4 separate regions of the Homo sapiens genome follow, and all the other regions are linked to region 4. The links are chromatin loops, found by intact Hi-C in ENCODE. Cell type or tissue: IMR-90. All regions are shown on one strand.

What was found. Hi-C counts contacts between places; a loop is a spot of excess contacts. Peaks named below come from ENCODE experiments on the same cell type or tissue, not always from the same donor. Only the 100,000 strongest peaks of a DNase experiment are listed, where the experiment ranks them.
Region 1: a loop joins it to region 4, with 5 times the contacts of the local background. A loop is called at or near these places in 21 of 110 quality-filtered maps.
Region 2: it touches region 4 in a loop (3-fold over the local background); 58 of 110 quality-filtered maps call a loop at or near these places.
Region 3: a loop joins it to region 4, with 7 times the contacts of the local background. A loop is called at or near these places in 2 of 110 quality-filtered maps.

The regions. Positions count from the first base shown.
Region 1 is chr6:20,091,166-20,093,665 of GRCh38, forward strand. No RefSeq gene overlaps it. Among named protein-coding and RNA genes, the nearest start is that of MBOAT1, 120 kb to the right of the region's middle. RefSeq lists an enhancer at 1,028-1,531. In IMR-90, a CTCF peak has its summit at 1,051 (motif pointing right); no DNase peak of the experiment used is centred here.
Region 2 is chr6:20,290,532-20,293,031 of GRCh38, forward strand. The region is part of intron 1 of LOC101928573 (a long non-coding RNA gene); the gene reads left to right. Among named protein-coding and RNA genes, the nearest start is that of MBOAT1, 79 kb to the left of the region's middle. RefSeq lists a silencer at 1,165-1,466. In IMR-90, a CTCF peak has its summit at 1,343 (motif pointing right); a DNase peak (open chromatin) is centred at 1,340.
Region 3 is chr6:20,809,956-20,812,455 of GRCh38, forward strand. The region is part of intron 8 of CDKAL1 (CDKAL1 threonylcarbamoyladenosine tRNA methylthiotransferase); the gene reads left to right. Among named protein-coding and RNA genes, the nearest start is that of CDKAL1, 280 kb to the left of the region's middle. RefSeq lists an enhancer at 406-1,000. In IMR-90, no CTCF peak of the experiment used is centred here; a DNase peak (open chromatin) is centred at 1,406; H3K27ac peaks cover 1,226 bases.
Region 4 is chr6:20,403,328-20,405,827 of GRCh38, forward strand. All of the region lies in intron 1 of E2F3 (E2F transcription factor 3), which reads left to right. Among named protein-coding and RNA genes, the nearest start is that of E2F3, 2.7 kb to the left of the region's middle. RefSeq lists a silencer at 1-506. In IMR-90, a CTCF peak has its summit at 1,426 (motif pointing right); DNase peaks (open chromatin) are centred at 224 and 1,424; H3K4me3 peaks cover 1,698 bases; H3K27ac peaks cover 1,672 bases.

The DNA.
Region 1 (2,500 bases), 310 kb before region 4:
TTAAGTCATTCAGAACTTATTACCTAGGAAACAAAATACTACAAAGTTATAGGCCAAAAAATAAGTGTTGAGAAGCTCACTACTGGAAATAAAGAGGTTCAGAAGAGTGTGAAGAAAAACATCAAATTATGGAATGTTAGAAGCAGAAGCAACCATGCTGGTCAGCTTATTTAATACCCACCTTTTACACACAAGAAACTTGATCTCCAAAGAACTTATATGACCCCATATCACAATGACCTATTTCCACTATATCATCATTTGAGAATTCTGTCAGCTTCATAACTCATATTATGGTTTAACTCATTTAATCCCCACAATTCTGAAGAGTAATTATAATTGCTAGCATTCCTCCTAAGAAGAAAAGTATTCAGAGCCGGTTGCTCACTTTTTTTATGGTCACACAGCATGTAGAGGCAGAAATTTGCCTTAAATGAAGCTATTTTGCCTTCAGCATCTCTGCTCCTTGGAGTTTACACACCCTCCTGTGTGCTTTTTTCCTACAGTGGAGAGAGGACAGGGCAGGGAAACAATTCATTATTTGACCCTATAGCAATAGGGTCATTAAAATCTGACCTTTACTCCGAAAGACTATCATTTACTGTTCAAAAGAAACACCAGACAGTGACTCACGCCTGTAATCCCAGCACTTTGGGAGGCTGAGGCGGGCTGATCACGAGGTCAGGAGTTCGAGACCAGCCCGGCCAATACAGTGAAACCCTGTCTCTACTAAAAAATACAAAAATTAGCCTGGCATGGTGGCACACACCTGTAGTCCCAGCTACTCAGGAGGCTGAGGCAGGAGAATCGCTTGAACCCAGGAAGCGGAGGTTGCAGTGAGCCGAGATCATACCACTGCACTCCAGCCTGGGCGACAGAGCAAGACTCCATCTCCAAAACAAACAAACAAAAAAAAACCAGAGGTTAAAGTGGCAATTGCTAAGCATTCTAAGCATTCAGAGTGTGAATGAACAAATGAATGAATGAACAAATGAATGCTTGACTTCCTAATTCAACATGGAAATCATCAGAAATTACCTCACATGGCCACAAGATGTCACTACTTCACACCACTTCAGAAAAATCACATTCTAAGTCAAGAATTTTAGATCCTTTGGACAGAGGGAATTTCTTGTTCCTCATTGAGAAAGGCTTAGTTATTTTGCATGTGTTTTGGGACTGCTTCCTTGTTTTCTCTTAAGTCTATCTACCTCAAGAGATACTGCAAAACGTAGACTTTAAATGAAGGCTGAGGCTGAATGCTCTTAAGCTGGGAAGCATTAATCAAGAAGTCAATCACTCACCTGTTTCCAGGGACTTCTCAGCAAAAACAAAGGCAGGATTGACACTTTGACTACTCTGTTACCCTGCTCTGTTTGCAAAGCTTTCTCTCAGCACTTTCTTGTAATTCTACCTCTCTCATTGCTTCAGATTCACAAAAAAACAGTGATTCAGCAACATCCAAAAGGCAGCACACTGGGGTTTTAAATAGTGCTTTCTTCTTGAAATGTTTGCCTCACACCTTCCTTACCGGGAATAAGGTTCAAATTACTGCAGTGAGTTTACATAAGCTATTAATGCATTTAATTATTCAGTTCAGGGCTGTCCTGGGCTTATTGGTATTTTTTTTTAAGTATCATGAGACTCCAGTTTGCAAATCATCATTTCAAGTTCTTAAAAGTTTTTATACACCAAAATAATGTTAACCAAGCTTGATATTTCAACTTCAGCTATATTTAACATTGATAAAATAAACTTCAAATTTATTTTGATGGAAATATTTTATTCATGAGATCAACTGATGCTTGTAGATTGATTTTTAACAGTCCTAGAAAGTTTTAGAGTTTGATGTATTTTATTGGCATTCTCTATTAGATTCCCCTTCCTAACATTTCTTATTGAAATTGTTGATAAATAATCTTCATCAATTAGCCATTCAAGTTTGATGGGGCTGAGAAGGAAGGAAGCTCATTCATAAAAAGAAGCTGCTTGGTGGGTTTGGGGATCATTCAACTTTATAGGCCAAAAAAGCTGTTTTGCCTTAAAGGTCCATATTTCACACCACTTCAGAAAAATCCCATTCCAAGTCAAGAATTTTAGATCCTTTGGACAGAGGGAATTTCTTGTTCATCATTGAGAAAGGCTTAGTTATTTTGCATACGTTTTGGGACCACTTCCTTGTTTTCTCTTAAATCTACCTCAAGAGATACCGCAAAAAATGTAGACTTTAAATGAAGCCTGAGGCTGAATGCTCTAAAGCTGGGAAGAATTAATCAAGAATTTCTGGTGATTTCCATGTTGAATTAGGAAGTCGAGCATTCATTTATTTGTTCATTCATTCATTCACACTCTGAATGCTTAGAATGCTCAGCAATCGCCACCTTAACTTCTTAGGAAGAACAAATACATCCCATTTACTGAGAGGCTAAACAAACAGTCACTCGCCAGGCAAAGGGTTAAACGGTTCAGAGAAGGAGGCCTCAATCTCCACATTGTGATG
Region 2 (2,500 bases), 110 kb before region 4:
TACATTGGCATAGATCAGGTTTTGCTGCCAAAAGAATTATAAAAATAACTTTGTTTTCCAAGCTTTTTGGTTTTCAGAACTGCAGATATGGAATCACAGACCTGAACCAGGCAAATATTAGCCAAAAGAGAGCTGGCGTACTCATGGAATATCAAACAAACGAGCTTCTCAGGAAAACAACATTATTAGGGTTTACCTTACGTGAAAGTGTTTGCCAGAGCCTCAACTCTCCAGGAAGATATAATTCCATATTTATAGACTTTATTGATATAGCCTCCAAACATATGAAGACAAATTGATAATATAAGGAAATCTGGGTGTACACACCAAATCATTTTCAATTTATTATTTTCTGCCTGTTCCATATTTCAGTGTGTGTCTTGTCTTCCCAGCTACACTATAATAAATAAGCGATGAGCGGGTGGGGAGGCAGGAGGGAAGGGAGCTTTCGTGCAATGACTTCCGCAAAAGGCTCTGGCCCAGCTTACATACTCATTGACTCCTTTGAGTTACCTGACCCTACAAAGTGGGAATTGTTGTCTTTTTGTTGCAACAAGAGAGATTAAATAATTTGCCTAAAGTCACAGTAAGTGTCAGAGTTTAGATTTAAGTTCAGTTCTCTTTGACTCCAAAGATCCAAAACCTTTTCAGTGTATCATAAAATAAGCCTGAGACGTTGACCCTTGATTTAGTGAAATTAAAATGGCAGCCATTATATATGACGGATTGCAATCAGGAGTAGGGTCTCCGCATACCATCCATGATCATTTTCCAGGAGGCATAGTATCAAGTGTCCATGCATGAGCGACACATGCTGAGAGCTTACACAATCATTCTACATCACCTCCAAACCTCATTTTCCCACTGACCTTCAGACAGCTTCTGAATGAGAGGAATTCAAAATCCCAAGACATTCTGTTATTTCTCATCCTTAAACATACATTTTTTATGCTTTTAACACAAAAATGGGGAGTTTTCTGGATAAGGAGTGAACTTCGAATTTAAAATGTAAAGCCTTTTTAAACCTATTTAAATTTTTTTCTATTTCCATTCGCTAATTATCCTCCATAAAATAGAAAGAGAAAATAATTATAACTAAAATTGGTCACAGTAACAGCAGTGGGCATAAAAATACACGGTCAAAAAATAAAGTCTAGAAATAAAAACAACACATTTGCCCTTATGTTTAAAGAACATCAGAGACTACTCAAGAACTAGGATCATGCAGGGAGTACTTCTCCTCACCCCGGATGTCAGGGAATGCTCTGTACAAAACACTGTTCCCGTCTCACAAAGCATCTTGAAGATGGAGACGTGCATACTCACAGTTCACCACAAGAGGGCGGTCATCAAAAGGGAAAGGTCACCCTGCCCTAAGCCCACACCGGAAGGGTGAATCCATGTTTAAGGAGGTTGAAGGTATTTTTATAATCATGGGCTGCTCCTGGAATTGATAAAACACGATCCAAATTAAGATCTGCTTTTCTTCAGTACTATTTTTATGTTGTTAATCCCATTTCAATAATAAATTCTTAGAGATAGTGTATAAAGAATAACAAATTTTCCTGTCTATAGAGTAAAATAGAAGCCACATGAACTACCCACACAAGGCAATTCCAGTGTCAGCAGTAAATGGATTTTATTTTCGGTAAACTTTGCTGAAAAGTGGAGACTAAAAGGGATTCAACCTGCATATACCTTTTTTAAAAATGTGAATTTAAGCCTTGTATTCCTTATAAACTATTGAGAAGTGAAAATGAGTTTACATTCCAGTTTTATTATCTTTTCAAAGGGTGCAAGTATAGCAGCAGTCTTAGCCTCTTTATCAACCCATATCGTCAGCACTAGGTTGCTCTTGCATAACTCATTCTTTCAAATGGCTTCCACTGACAAATGCAACCCACAGATCTGATCTTTTCAATGTACCAGCCAACCAAGAATCTGCCGAGCTTCTTGGCACCAGCCAACTAGGACGTGGCCAGAGCAGGCTCTGGGGTCTATGTGTCTGGGTTTGAACCCTGGCTCCAATTCTTAGTAGCTATGTGTAACCATGGGTCAGTCTCTTACTCTGCCAGTCTCTTTCCTTATCTGTAAAATGGGAATAATAATAGTACCTGCTCCATAAAGCAGTTGTAAAGATTCAGTGATATACATAATGTAAAGCAGCAGTCCCCAGTTGCTGTGGCATCAGGGATTGCCTTCTTGGAAGACAATTTTTCCCCAGATGGGACGGGGAGGGGGTTGGTTTCAGAATTATTCAAGCTCATTACATTTATTGGTGCACTTTGTTTCTATTATTATTACATTGTAGCATATGATGAAATAATTATACAACTCACTATAATGTAGAATCAGTGGGAGCCCTGAGCTTGTTTTCCTGCAACTAGATGGTCCCATCTGGGAGTGATGGGAGACAGTGACAGATCATCAGGAATTAGATTCTCATAAGGATTCTCACAACCTAGATCCCTCACATGCGCAGTTCTTAATAGGATTCATG
Region 3 (2,500 bases), 410 kb after region 4:
AAAACAAGCATCAAGTTGGTTTAAAGATAGATGAAGACATTTCTAAGGAGGCTGAATCACATCTAAACTTTTAGATGGACAGCCCCGCAGACTGATAGTGATCCTTCAATTGTGTCCTATTTTTCTACCCTCTGCTCTTCCACAGTTTTAACTCTTTTAAACCATTATAGAACACTTCAAACACATAGAAAGAGAAGATGGTATAATGAACCCTCAAGTACTTACCTAGCTGCAGCAATTATCAACTCATGGGCAATCCAAATTATTTTATCTGTCTTCCACCACCCTTGCCCCTTCTCTTGCCCCAGCACAACTAAATTGTTTTGAAGCAAAGTGCAGGAGTTGTTGTATCATTTAATTAGTTAATATACCAGTTATGTGTTTGAGACCAGCCTGGGCAACATAGTGAGAGTCTCTCTCTCTCTCTCTCTCTCTGTCACACACACACACACACACACACACACACACACACACACACACACACACACACGTGGTGTCATGTTACGCACCTGTTGCCTGTGGTCTTAGCTACTCGTGAGGCTGAGGTGGGAGGATCGCTTGAGCCCAGGAGTTCCAGGCTGCAGTGAGCTATGATCATTCCACTGCAGTCTAACCTGGCTGACAGAGTGAGACACTCTCTTTTTAAAAAAAAGATTATGTGTGTATGTATGGGTGTGTGTGTGTGTGTGTGTGTGTGTGTGTGTGTGTGTAATATATTGCTAAAAAAAAAAAGTGTTTATTCATTCTCTCTCCTCTCTCTGGAAAACAAAACAACCCAATAACATTGTCACATCTAAAATAAAATTAATTAGGTTTCCTTAATATCATTAAACATCTAGTCAGTCTCCAAGCTTTCACAGTTAGTGCTCTTGTTCATTCGCCCTCTTTATCTCCTTTTCTCACCCACCCTACCCCCAGTATTTACAATTCTTTGTTTTGAATTAGGACCCAAACAAGATCCCTGCAACGCTTTGGGTCTGTGCCACCACAGCTCTGGTTCTTTGTCCAACTTGGCCATCAGACTTGTAAGACTGAAATGGCTTCAATACTATTTTTATTTAGATTCATGTAAGGAATATGAGCAGGAGACATAGCAGGTACAACGTCTTCATCTCAGGAAACCTAGCAGTTACCCTAATGTACAGCTCTTTTCTCATCTAAATAGAATATTTTGACTGCCATGGACAAGAGCCAAGGTGTGTGGATGCTACCTTATCAAGCAAAGACCCAGCCTTGATTTTTCACTGATTTTTTAGGTCATTTTAGTTAAGTAGGCCCAAGGCCTGTGTACCATTTCCTAGCTTTCTCCATCCGGGGCAATTCTATACAGCAGATGAGGCTGACTTAACATTCTGCATTTATCTTAATTCTGTTGTTACCAAGGAGATAAATGTCGAGACGCTGAGGTCATTCCCAGGAAAGTCTGACTCAGCCCTGGCGAATGTTAACCCTTTACTCACCTTGTGTCTTAAGTATCTTTTTGTCTGTTGTTTCATTTTTTTCTTTCTTCGTTTTTTGCAGTTTATTTAAGGAAACCATTTCATTTGTCCTGTAGTTTTCCACATTCTGGATTTTGCTAATTGCATCCTCATGGTGTTATTTAATGTGTGTCTTTATCCCCAGATTGTGTTGTAAACTGGAAATCAAATCTAGGCACTTGACCAGAATTCAGCATTATGGCAAGCATGCTTCATAGCTGGTGCTGTACACTGCATATTACATCATAACAGGGTCTCATGTCTACTCCTCTTACTTTTGCTAATCTGCGGGTTATGTGTTGTTAACTTGATCCAGCCTTTGTAAGATTTTATCAATTTTTTACCTAGTAGTAAAAAAAAAAAAAAAAAAGCCTGGACTGTTGGCTCAATTAGGGGCAGACAAACATATTCTGTAATGGGTGAGATAATAAATATTTTAGGCTTGCAAGTCACAAAAATGTCTATCAAACAATTTTGTTTCTTTTTACATCCCTTTACAAATATAAAAGCCATCCTTAGATCCCTGGTCATACGTAATCAGGGTATAGGCCAGATTTGGCAAGCTGGCTATAGTTTGTCGACCTCTGGCCTGGATCCATTATTTTATTAAGGATTGCAAAATTTTGATATTTTAATTTTATTGCTTCTTCATGTTTTAGTTGGAATTCCTCTGAAAAGAATTTTTTTAAAAATTTGGTTACCCTGCTTTATAGTTTCTATAGAAAGGTAGGACGAATGCCTAATTCCTTTGGTTTTATTTAAGATATTAAAAAATGAATTGGTTCTCCAACATTCTGCAAAGGTAATTGTTAAGTATTATGGTTTGTTTTTGTTTTAATTTTTAACCATGAATCATTATGCACTTGGGGGATTTTCTTTAGAAAAGCATTTCTAATGTGCTTCAAACTATTGCTTATTGGCTAGTGGAGGCTCCTTCAAGTTGGCTCCTATTAATAGATTATTTTGACATGCTGTCAGTAGTCTTTCTAGAGCGTTATTTGAAGAGTCCGACTTACGTATAC
Region 4 (2,500 bases):
GCAGCGGCGGCGCCCGCGTGGCCCAAGCGCCCAGGCCTTCCTCGCCGGGCCCCGGGCCTGCCCTTGACCCGCCTCTCCCCTTGCCCCTTCCTTCCCCGCCCTGTCCCCCTCTCCGCCCCCCGGCGACGGAGGGCGGGGGCAGCTGGGTTCCCGTCCCGCCGCCTGGGTCTGTCCCTCTCTCCGGGACCCGCCGGTGACGTTTCGCACACGTGCGCGCAGGACGCGCCTGTGACTGGGGAGGAGGCGGCGGCGGGAGGGGGCGCTGGAGGGGGAGAGGGGGGCACCCACTTCCTCCTGCTCGCCGGCTCCCTGGCCTGGGACGGTCCCGGCGCCCTCGCACCCGCCCCCGGCACCGCCACCCTCCCTCTCCTCTCCCCACCCCCCCACCGGCGCCCGCCCTCGCCCTGCGCCGCCGGTCTGTTCGGCCCTCCGGGCCCCCTCTCCAGCCGGCCCCCCACCTCCCCCCGGAGCCAGGCTGGTTTCGGAAATGCCCTTACAGCAGCAGGTTAGTGACCGGGACGGCTCGGGGGCCGCCGACGCCGCGGGGGCACCGGATTCTGTTGGGGGCTGAAGCGGTGAGGGTAGGCGGTTGAGCGGGGTTTTGGAGTGGGAACGGGGGGTTGGGTGCTCGAGGGAAATGAGTAAGCAAGAAAAATCTAACTAAGTAAATGCCCCGGCCTCCGGTTCTAGGAACCTCGGGGCGGGAGTGTCTGCCCCAGGGGGTGGGTATGGTGTTTACGTGGATTTTTTTTCTAGGGGGCGGATGGATGGGCGATAGAAAACCGGAGGGGGCTTCTCGCCAATGGCCGAGTTGAGCTCTGTTTTCTGTCTTCCTTCCCTTGTGCTGGAGGGGGAGGGGGGTGGGTCAGAGGGTAGGGTGTCTGTAGGATTCCCAGGCCACCCGCCACCCCCTCCCTTTGTCCCTGTAATTTATAAAGCGCCTTTGAGAGATGATTTAGGTCAGTATGCGGCTTCTCTTTTTGTTGGTACTAGAAAGAAGTGTGGCCCGGAGGTCTCCCCTTTCTCCTTTTCTCTCCTTCATTCCCTTCCTCCATGCCTCCGGGTCTTCACCCTCGTGGTGAGGCTTGGCCTCCACGGGGCTAGAACCGAACCAGACTCAGTTAGATCCATGGTAGCCTGATTATACCAGGCGTGGACCTCACCTTGTCTCAGCTCCAAATGGGTTTAATTTTTGGAGAATCAAGATTTTGCGGGAGTCTTTAAGAAAGTCAGCACATAGGCAGCACTTTGGGAAATGGGATGGGTTTGGGAATAATGAGGCGTTTTTTATTTCTTTCCTGTTCCCAGTTTCTCCCCGGGTTCGGTCTTAACTGCTTTCCAGCCCCAGAGATACTTGCTGGGCATGTGTGATGTAGTCTTAGTCAAAGAAGCTCATCGTTTTTTAGTGACTAGGGTCTGCCAGCAGGGGGGAAACGGAGCACAGTACCTGCTTAGACATAGCAGTATCCGGTGTGCTGGGTTTTCAGTCGCAAGAATATTCCATGCTTTTATTAGCTTCAGATACTCTTACTGACTTGACCTAAGCATGTTTGGACATATTTTAAGCATATTTGACCCCTGCACAGTTCTGTTACTATTTCATAAACCTAACCTTAAACAACCAGCTATTGACATACTTCTTGGATTAGATTCACAGATTTGCAGGGGGTAGTTTTGATAATGGGAAATTATGAGAGCTTCAAGTTGATTTTTAAAAAATTTTAACAGTGTTTGTTGGGCCAGGTCCCTAAGACTATCTTTCAAGCCAGGTTTATTATATCTAGTTCATTGTATTTAAGTATTTAAAGTATACTAAATTACCCTCACCATCTTCCAAGTTATTTCAAAACTTTATTCTCCTTGACATGAAATTATTATTCCAGGAATAATAATATCCTTTTGAGTTTATGTGCACACAAAAGGTTTTTCATTACAGGAATATAAATGTTACTCATATACATATTCAGAAGCATTTTTTATATGATTGCAATGTATGCTGAATCATTGGTTATCTGCATTTTTTTTTTTTTTTTTTTTGAGACGGAGTCTCATTCTGTCGCCCAGGCTGGAGTGCAATGGCACGATCTCGGCTCACTGCAACCTCCGCCTCCCGAGTTCAAGCATTCTCCTGCCTCAGCCTCCTGAGTAGCTGAGATTACAGGCGTGAGCCACCACGCCTGGCCGGTTATCTACACTTTTAAGAGCTATTTCTACTGGCCGGGCGCTGTGGCTCATGCCTGTAATCCCGGTACTTTGGGAAGCCGAGGGGGGCGGATCACGCGGTCAAGAGATCCAGACCATCCTGGCCAACATGGTGAAACCCCGTCTCTACTAAAAATACAAAAATTAGCTGGGTGTGGTGGTGCGCGCCTGTAATCCCAGCTACTCAGGAGGCTGAGGCAGGAAAATCGCTTGACCCTGGGAAGCGGAGGTTGCAGTGAGCTGAGATCCCGCCACTGCACTCTAGCCTGGCGGCAGAGCGAGATTCCGTCTCAAAAAA